2 separate regions of the Homo sapiens genome follow, and region 2 is linked to region 1. The links are chromatin contacts, found by Hi-C or POLR2A ChIA-PET in ENCODE. All regions are on one chromosome and are shown on one strand. The core of a region is the stretch at or near the end of the contact, and the rest is flanking DNA. Distances in the headings are between cores, read along the strand shown. Region 1 has its middle 56 kb from the start of PANX1. Region 2 overlaps MRE11 (MRE11 double strand break repair nuclease).

Region 1 (5,078 bases), core at 463-2,962:
TAATCTAATTACTGTTTTCTGAAGAACGGAAATTATATAAGCTGCTGTCTGCCTTTTGGAATATTCAGAAAAGCAGATTTTATTTGTACTTCTGTGATGTTTTCTGAAATGGAAAGCTGATGATAAATATCAAAGTAGCAATCAGTGCGTTAAATTATTCTGTTACATGATATTTATTACTGTTGAATTATTCTGTGACTTAGAAATGGCAGTAACCTAAATAATGGAATTTGCAAAATTATTATATTGCCGTATCTGAGATGTTCCATCACAAGTTTCTACACTGGTTTCTTTTGAAAATTTAAAAAGATTTACGAGATACATTTTCTAGGATATGATTTTTTTTTTACAAAAAGCTTCATCTTCTGTAGACTATCCTTAATTTCTATTTTGAAACGGTAAAAATTGATATTTTAGGACACCAGGAAGTCTCCAAGCCATTCCCACTCTCTGAACTCCAGTAGGGTCTGTGATGTCCCAGGCACCAGTACCAAGTTGGATGTGCAGATATGCATAGGCAGGTCCCATCCTTGAGGACTTCAGAGTCCAGTAAAAGGCAGCAGAAACATGGGCTGGTGCCTAAGAGGAGAAAGCGTAGCCACAGTAAAGGCTATGCCAGAAAACTCCTAGCAAATGCTCTGTGTTCTTGGGAGAGGGCACATTGTTTTTGTTTTCTCTCCTATAGTTCCTGTAACTGCTGGTTTTGAGAATATAGTAATCATTTTTCCCAGAGGCAGATGACCACCTTAAGGTTCTTTAGCTGCAAATCCTCTAGGTTGAAGTTTGTGTGAAATAGTCACAGTGATTTTGAATAGTAAGGAATCCAGTTGCCTTTTGAACCTTCCCTCACAGGGATGAGAGAACAAGCCTGTGGAGGTTGTGGAGCTACTGGTAAACAACTGTCAGGGCCCCAGAAGGCTGATGTGGAGGCCTGGGGATACATTTCATCTAATAAAAGTATTACTAGGTATCAGTATCAGTAATAAAAGTATTATAATAAAGTATCAGTAATAAAAGTATTATAATAAAAAGTATTATTAGGACAGGTAAACTCATCCATCTACTGTGAGCTGCTGGCTTGGAGAACGACTTTTGAGGAGCCAGTTTCCTGAGGAGAAATGCTTTTATAAAGCACTCATTGCTTTGTAAAAGGAGACAAAACTGATCCTAAATGACCACTCCAGGGTTGCTGATTTTGTTTCTGGCTCATGTCTGCCTAGTAAACCACCAGCAAGCTGCTGAACCAGGCTGGAAACAACATTGTTGCAACTGGGAGGGACATAGAGTACTGTGAAAGCAGCGTTCCAACACATCTTCACTTTTACAAAGGGATAGGCAGAGACTTCCAACATAGAGGTTCTTAAACTTCGAGGGGTTACAATCCCCTTGCAAATATTTTTATAGCTATGGACCCTCTCCTCAGATCTACAGCCAACATTTTCAGTGCACCTTAGGAGGTCATTTTAGTCCACGCCTCTGAAAAAGCTGCACTCCAACGGCTGAAGAGCAAGCCATACGGCCGAGAATGGGGCTCCCTTTGCCTTCATGAAAGCTACTTCCCCCAACACTAAGACTCAGCTGTACGTTTGCTTAGCTCAGTCACATTTACATTCTTCTGGGTGAACTGTACCTTTTGAGTACCTGCCTTCATTTTCTAGAATCAGACCTAACAAGGTCAGTAGAAGCCTGGGCAGCAGCAGGCCTGGAAAGACGAGGCAGCCAGCATGAACTGCTGTTCTCTCCCTGACCACAAGGCGTCGTCTTCCTCCAGGGTCAAGTAATTGTTCTTGTTCCGCCTCACAGGAATGTGGGGAGGAAGGACGTAACACTATAAAATGCTGCGTCCTACCTTAAACTTGTACTGTGAGAAAGCTGGAAACTTCCACCTGTACAGTGGGTCTGGTTTGCATGTTTAGTTTCATTTGTGGGAACTGCTTGTCCAAGAGTGAGCTCAGGTCAGGGCAGTTTGTGCCTATGAGAATTAGCTCAGCTATCAGGCAGGTTTTTAGACACCTTTTTAAAATGTGCTCGTGTTTGGTTTGTTTTGCTTACTGTCAGTCCTGGGTCAATCAAAGGTTTGTAAGGGTGAGAATTTTTATGCACTGCTATATCGCAAGTGCTTAAAACAGAGACTGGCCCAGATGAGGCATTCTTCAAATGTTTGTTGAAATGAATGGACAAACTCTTAGGATAAATCCTAATTTGTTGGCAACTGTTATTTGATTTTAGAAGGCAAACTGATTTTATTTTAGAGAGGGGAAGGGGAGGGGAGGCTCATTAGCCTCTTGGTAGAAAGAGGACTATTTCTGCAAATGAATAGGTTTCCACCTTAAGTAGTGACAGTCCTTAACTTCTTATTATGGAGTGAGTCTTGACCGCTTTCCAAGTTCAATAGAAGTTCAAGATTGCCTCTCAGTGATTAGGGAAATTGAAGCTTTTAAAGCTCCTGGTCTCAGTAATTCCTCAGAATAAACCTCTTTAAAAGGGATATTGATGGAAATGTACAATTACCAGTAATTGAGGTTTTATCTGAGGGGATGGAGATGATGAAATGGTTCCTTCTTGGAAGTTGTTGGCATTTTGGCTTTATTTTTCACAAATAAAGTGAAACCATTTAAAACGATTGACAACGATTATATAGTGCCATGTGGAATACAATAGATATTAATTTGTGGTTGGTTTTTCTGCCTGCTTTAAATGAAATGTATTATGTTTCTGGGTTCCTTTTTTAGCTGTAAAAATACTTCGTCACTAAAGCATGAAATTTAATCAGCAGTTGTTCTTCAAGTTCCTGAAAGCTATAAAAGTTTCTCATGACTTGAGTGGTTTTTTCCCTGCCCACCAGAGGAGAAAGCCCTTGTAGAATTCTGCAGTGTTACAAGTGTTCCCTACAAAAACTGAAACCATCAGCTCCTCTTTAACAAGTTGGCTTTTTAAAAGCACGTAATTACAATTTAATGGTATTCTGTAAAGTGGTGCTTTAGGCATAATTTAAATTCTTTTTAATGACTATATTTCTTCAAAACTTTGAAAGAAAAATGTGTTCTTTTTGCTGCATCCTTTGTAAGAAGACTGCCAACAGAGGAAAAAGGACTTTACAAATTAAGACCATCTTGGTTTCATTTCCACAAAGATGAGAACAAATCATGGTGTTAGGAAAGGATCCTTAGAAGAACACAAGAATTTGAAAGCCCTTGGTGGTTATCACTACTATATTTCATATTTCCACAGAAGTGACTTAGCCAAGCTCTGCATTTTGAGCCTGCTGACTTTCATTTAAAAGGAATGAAAGGCTGAAAATCCAGGCTGCTGTGTCTGTAGATAAAGGTCAAACCATGTTTGAGTTCTTCACTGTTGTGTCCACCTAAATAAAACTGAGTAAGTAATGAAAAATGTCTTAATATTTCTTGCCTTCCCTTTAGGGAGAGTCATTTCATGGAAGATGTAATGGGAGATGCATTCCAAAATGTCTTGAGGCTCATTGCTGTCTGCTGGAAACATAAAATTCCATAGGCTTCATGCTGCTTGCTAAAATCCAGCTGGCAGTGACTAAAGAAAGAGAGTCCTTGATTAAGGGCCCACAGATTCTGGAATTTCTAAAGCACAAATCACTTGCTTTCTGATTGAGGATTGTTTGCCTGGGCTTGGGAAAAAAAGATCAGCAACCATGTGCTACTAAACATGGGTTCTCCTGCTCACCTCTCTCAAGAGGAGGACTCCTTTGTACAATGGTTAGTACAGCTTACTATTGTGGGTAATCAGAGCCATGTGAAATTTTAGTGCCATTCCTGGCATATCACAAATATAGTAAATTCTCTCTAAGTGCTAGCTTTGACTATCTTGCTCACCAGCTATTCCCAGGGTGGCAACCCCAGGACCCTTGGATGTTGTATTAGTTTTCTATTGCTCCATAACAAATTAATGCAAACTTAGCAGCTTAAAGCAATACACATATATCATCTTGCAGTTTCCTGGGTCAGGAATCTGGACACAGCTCAGCTAGGTCCTGTGCTCAGGGATTCACAGTGCTACAGCCTAGTTGTGGAAGGTTGTATTCTCATCTGGAAGGTCAACTGGGGAAAGAGCTGCTTCAAAGCTGCCTCAGGTTGTTGGCAGAATTCATTTTGCCTAACTCAGAATCAACTGATTTGGGACCTTAATCACATCTGCTAAAACCCTCCACCTTTGCCATATTATCTTGGCTAGAATCAAGTCACAGGTCCTGCCCACACTCTTAAGTGGGAGTCATGGGGCTACACTACACTCTGTCAGCACAGATAACCTAAATCCTACCCAGTCTGTCTCAGAGACCTGTAGCTTTACCCCCTTAACAGTCTTCTGAGGCCGGCCTCTGTTCCCAGTGGTGTCATTCAGGCCCTTGTCTCTCCTGAATTCCTCTGATAGTCTTACTGTATCTAACCCAGCTAACACATTTTCTGTCTGTGGACTTTCTAGAATGCAGCAGTGATCATGCAAACTCTCCCTACCATTCCACCATCAGCACTTTTAAATCCCTTGGGACTCTTCGTGGCTTTCAGGACAAAGAACAACCTTGTTTCTTAGACCATACAAGGCCCCACCTCTTGAAGATCATCACATAGCCACTACTCTCCCTCTCATCTCTTACACAGCCTCGTGCACTGTTTCTTAAAAGCCTCTCTGCTTTCTCGGATGCTGTCTGTCCTCATCCGCCTCATACATTCTATTCAGAAGTCACCTCCAGCCTCCCCAGCAGGAAGTATTCGTGACCTGCCACTCCCTTTGTCCTGACTTAGATGCCCTCTGTGCTTGCTATTGCTCCTTGCCTCAGTGCTTAGCACTCTGCACTACGTTGATGGCTTTGTCTGTCTCCCCCTGTCTTGGAGGCCCCTTGAGGCTGGATGGTGCCTTCCACATCCCTGTGCTCCCAGCACCTGGCACACAGCCTGATGCCCATGTGCTGAGGGATTATTTAGACCCCCATCTGCCGCCATGAATGCCTTCTGAACATGTCCAGAGTGGGTGACAGCATCAGGTTAGAAGTGAATTCTTCCCCCAGGCCTTATCCATCTCTATCACGACGACTCCTACTTTGCCCA
Region 2 (3,903 bases), core at 246-2,745, 290 kb after region 1:
TAAGTATAAATATGTCCAGTAATTTCTTAACATTATCTTTTTACTAATAAATATAATGGGAGTAAAAACATCAATCTCACATAAGTGCTAAGAGTTTTCAATATCAAATATTAAATAAACAAGTGATATGCAAACTATGGTATTATACCTATATCAGTTATTATTTAAAGATACATGAAATGCAAGGTGATAGAAGACAAGAAGGAATAGTTTTCCCTAATATTAACTTACATCATTGGAGATTCAAGTAAAAGTGTTCACATAGTTTAACCAAGCATTCATTTAATCCAAACCAATATTCTTCCATTCACCCAACAAATACTGTTACCCAAACACTGTCTACTTTATGTCAGATGTCCCAGGCTTCTTCTAGATATGGAAGACACAGCAGTGAACAAAGTCCTTGTTCTAGTGTGGGAAACAAGCAATGCAGGTTGAGTCCCTAATCTGAAAATCCAAAATCCAAAATATTTTAAGTGCCAACATGGCACCACAAGTGGTAAATTCCACACATAAATACTTAACACAAACTTTGTTTCATGCACAAAATTATTTTAAAACATGTATAAAATTAACTTAAGGCCATGTGTATAAGGTATATATAAAATGTAAACAAATTTCATGTTTAGACTTGGGTTCCATCCCCAACATATGTGCAAATATTCCAAAATCCAAAAAATCCAAAATCTTAAACACTTCTGGTCCCAAGCATTTCAGATAAGGGATACTCAATCTCTAATACAAGATGTATATGCATGTGTGTAAGTATGCACATGTATAACTTGTCAGTTAGTGATAGGTGCTGTAAAGAAAAATAAAGGGAAAAGTGACATAGAAGTGCCATACTCCTCTCTACATACACAGGGTAGTCAGGAAGACCTCTCTGACTAGCATCAAATGAGCAGAGAACTGAGATGAAGCATCAGTACGCGGAGAGAGAAAGTCCTAAGCAGTAGAAGAGCAGATGGTGCTAAAGTGGGAATGTGTTCAGTGAATTCAAGGAACAGCAAGGAGAACAGAAGGGCTAAGCAGAATAAATGCAGGGAAGACAGAATATACAGGCTTGTGTATCCAGGAATGTTTTTATGTAAAAAACATACATCTAAGGTATGAGATTATCACAACTACTAAAGAAAAGCAGAATAATTCCCAAATACAACATGATGCCATTGTGCCTTCATTGAGTGCTGGTTCTTTCCCGGAAGAAGAAGGGAGGATGATGCTGGTAGGCTGACTGTAATTTGTGACCTAGAAGTGATCACAATATCCTTGTTGAAAGATTTTGCATGACCAAGTCATCTCCAAATTCAGATTCTTTCTTCTTTGAAACAAGAGAAAAAAACAGTTGATGTAGAGAAACAAATGGGAAATAAGGCAAAATGCAGAAGGCTCAAGATTCTCACCCAATCTGTGAAAACCTTCTTTGTTTTAAATATGAAAGCAGAAGTATCTTGAGAATGCACAGGGTGACAAATGAATCTAACAGCATTACCAAAGAACCACATAACCACAGTGAAGGGGGTGGGGAGAAAATGAGCTAAGTAAGTTTGAAAAATTAGGTTTCAACTAGATACAGAAAGGCTAAAGACTAAAATAACTTACACAAACATTGTAACCTAGTTGGGAAAGTTGTTTTGCACAGGGGTATGAGTTAGCAATTTTGAAATTACTTTATAATTTCAAATTATACCAGGATTGGAAATATAATTAAACCAAGATTGAAAAAATAAGTAAACATATATATTTATAATATGATCCAGGCTTCTGTTAGACAAAGAAGTCACAAGTAAGGAAAGGGAGAAGACAAAAATGGACCTTGTAGGGCTGGATTAGAATCAGTCTGAACTTATCATTGGTTTTTTAAGCACATATATAGACATGTATGTATGCATGGGTTACTATATACACATATATCTATTCCCATAACTCTGTTCATTCAGAGTGCTGAGCAAGCCCTGGTAGCAGTAAGCACACCTAGTACGCATTTGTGGATTTCTGAATACCACTCTCCAATAAAAAGAATCAGAGCACCTTGGAGAAATGGTTGATTCCAGGGCTAGGTAGGAAAATATCAGGTTGGTGCAAAAGTAATTGTGATTTTTGCCATTACAAGAGCCAAGAGCCTAGACCATCTTGAGGTGCCAAAAAGCTAACTAAGGTCATGACCTCAAAACAGATGGGAAGACATTGAAAGGACACAGAGGCCAACATAAAAGAGAATGCAATGGTCAAAGCTGCAACAATCAGAGGAACAGTAGCAACCAAAAAACTGATAGTACTGGATCTTCAAGTCCATAATGACATAAATAAGTAAGTAAATAGAGAAGAAGGGACAAATTTTCCTTACAGAAGAATTCCATTAATAAATATAGAAAGAATGAAGGAAATCAAAACTTACAATTAAAATACCACAGTATTAATTACTGGAAATAAGATCACCCATGGATGCTAAAATTAGCGAGTAAAAGTTTAAGGTGAAACAGGATATTTGCATAGTCTCAAAGTATTTTCCCAAAAATATTTATTAATTGAAAAGTAGAAAATGGGAACTTTACAGCAGAGAAAGCTGTTACACATTCCCTTAATCAAATGATGAGGGGGGCAATGAGAAAAATCAACATCATATGGTGACTACCCATTCCCCTTACCAATGCTGCTATTCTACCTTTCATTTGGCTTAAATTCTTAGAATTACTTATGAGTTTTCCTTTCAACTCATCATCCCTACTTTGGCATAGTACAAAAAAATGGTAGACCTGGGAAGCTCTATGGAAGAGAAGGAACAAATCCCAGTGGTGCAAAGTTATATGAAGACCACACACATATCTAAACTCTGGCCTGCCCCTCCTTTGAAACTCACAGTTTATTCAAGAACTCACACATAAGGTAACACAAGTCAGCCTCTTAAACCCTTTCTTTTACCGAGTATTTAACCTAAGTCTGCATTCACTGAATGCACAGAGTAGTCTGCATTCAATAAATGTGTTCAATAAATATAGCTGGCCCTCTGTATTGGCAGATTCGTGGATTCAACCAACTAAAGATCGAAATATTCAGGAAAAAAACAATAAAAAATAACAACGAAAAATATAAATTTTTAAAGCAATACAGTATAACAACTATTTAAACAGTATTTACATTGTATCAGGTATTACAAGTAATCTAGAGATGATTTAAAGTACATAGGAGGATATATGTAGGTTATATGCAAATGCTATACCATTTTATTCAAGGGATTTCAGCATCCCAGGATTTTAGGTCCTGGACCGAACACCCCCCGTGGATACCAAGGGACAACTGTAATAAATTATATAATCAGGCCCCAAATCCTTTGAGTTCTTCCCTGACAACTTCTCCGGTGTGTCCCTCCCATTTCTGTTTCATTGCCATCACTGTCACCACCTCACATTTTTACTGCAGTGATCAGATAATAAATCTTGCTTCTTCAAGTCTGTCTTCTTTTCAATCAATCCTATACCCTGCCAACAGATTAAATTTCTTAAAACTACTAACAAAAGAAAGGTAATCTAGCTATATTTGTATATCCTGGAAGAACACTTGCATATATGTAGCAGGAAACATGTCTAAGAATGTTCATAACAGCAAGGTTTATAAAAGCAAAAAACTCCTGTTCACTGACAGGAGGCAAAGCATAACTGTACACATCAGTAAAAATAAATTACACATCCAAGCATCAAAATGGATCTCAGTAATGTAATGCTGAACATAAGTTGGCTGTAAATATAGCATAATATGAGTATACATGTGATTAAACAGCAAAGAAAAGCAATGAAATAATTAATTCAAAATTAATAATGCTTCCCTTTGGGATAGGGGGAAGCAGGTGGGATCAGGGAAAAGGAATGGGATAAAGGAATGGATAATCCAACAAAAAGATTCTAC

What was found. A loop is a pair of places that touch in the nucleus more often than their neighbours do. ChIA-PET counts read pairs that join two places held with the same protein, here RNA polymerase II (POLR2A). Pooled maps may share reads with other maps.
Region 2: a loop to region 1 is called in a pooled map, with 2.2 times the contacts of the local background. The contact joins two enhancer-like sites. A Hi-C loop is called at or near these places in 1 of 168 maps with a recorded cell type or tissue (posterior cingulate gyrus) and 3 of 50 pooled maps. POLR2A ChIA-PET finds 5 or more read pairs at or near these places in 2 of 52 experiments (GM12878 and activated CD4-positive, alpha-beta T cell).

What each region holds. Positions count from the first base shown.
Region 1 is chr11:94,182,204-94,187,281 of GRCh38, forward strand. No RefSeq gene overlaps it. Among named protein-coding and RNA genes, the nearest start is that of PANX1, 56 kb to the left of the region's middle. Within about 2 kb of position 1,713, at least 6 of the 41 ENCODE cell types and tissues checked have a DNase peak (open chromatin) inside an H3K27ac peak, as active enhancers do.
Region 2 is chr11:94,472,141-94,476,043 of GRCh38, forward strand. All of the region lies in intron 7 of MRE11 (MRE11 double strand break repair nuclease), which reads right to left. Among named protein-coding and RNA genes, the nearest start is that of MIR548L, 7.5 kb to the left of the region's middle. Within about 2 kb of position 1,496, at least 4 of the 41 ENCODE cell types and tissues checked have a DNase peak (open chromatin) inside an H3K27ac peak, as active enhancers do.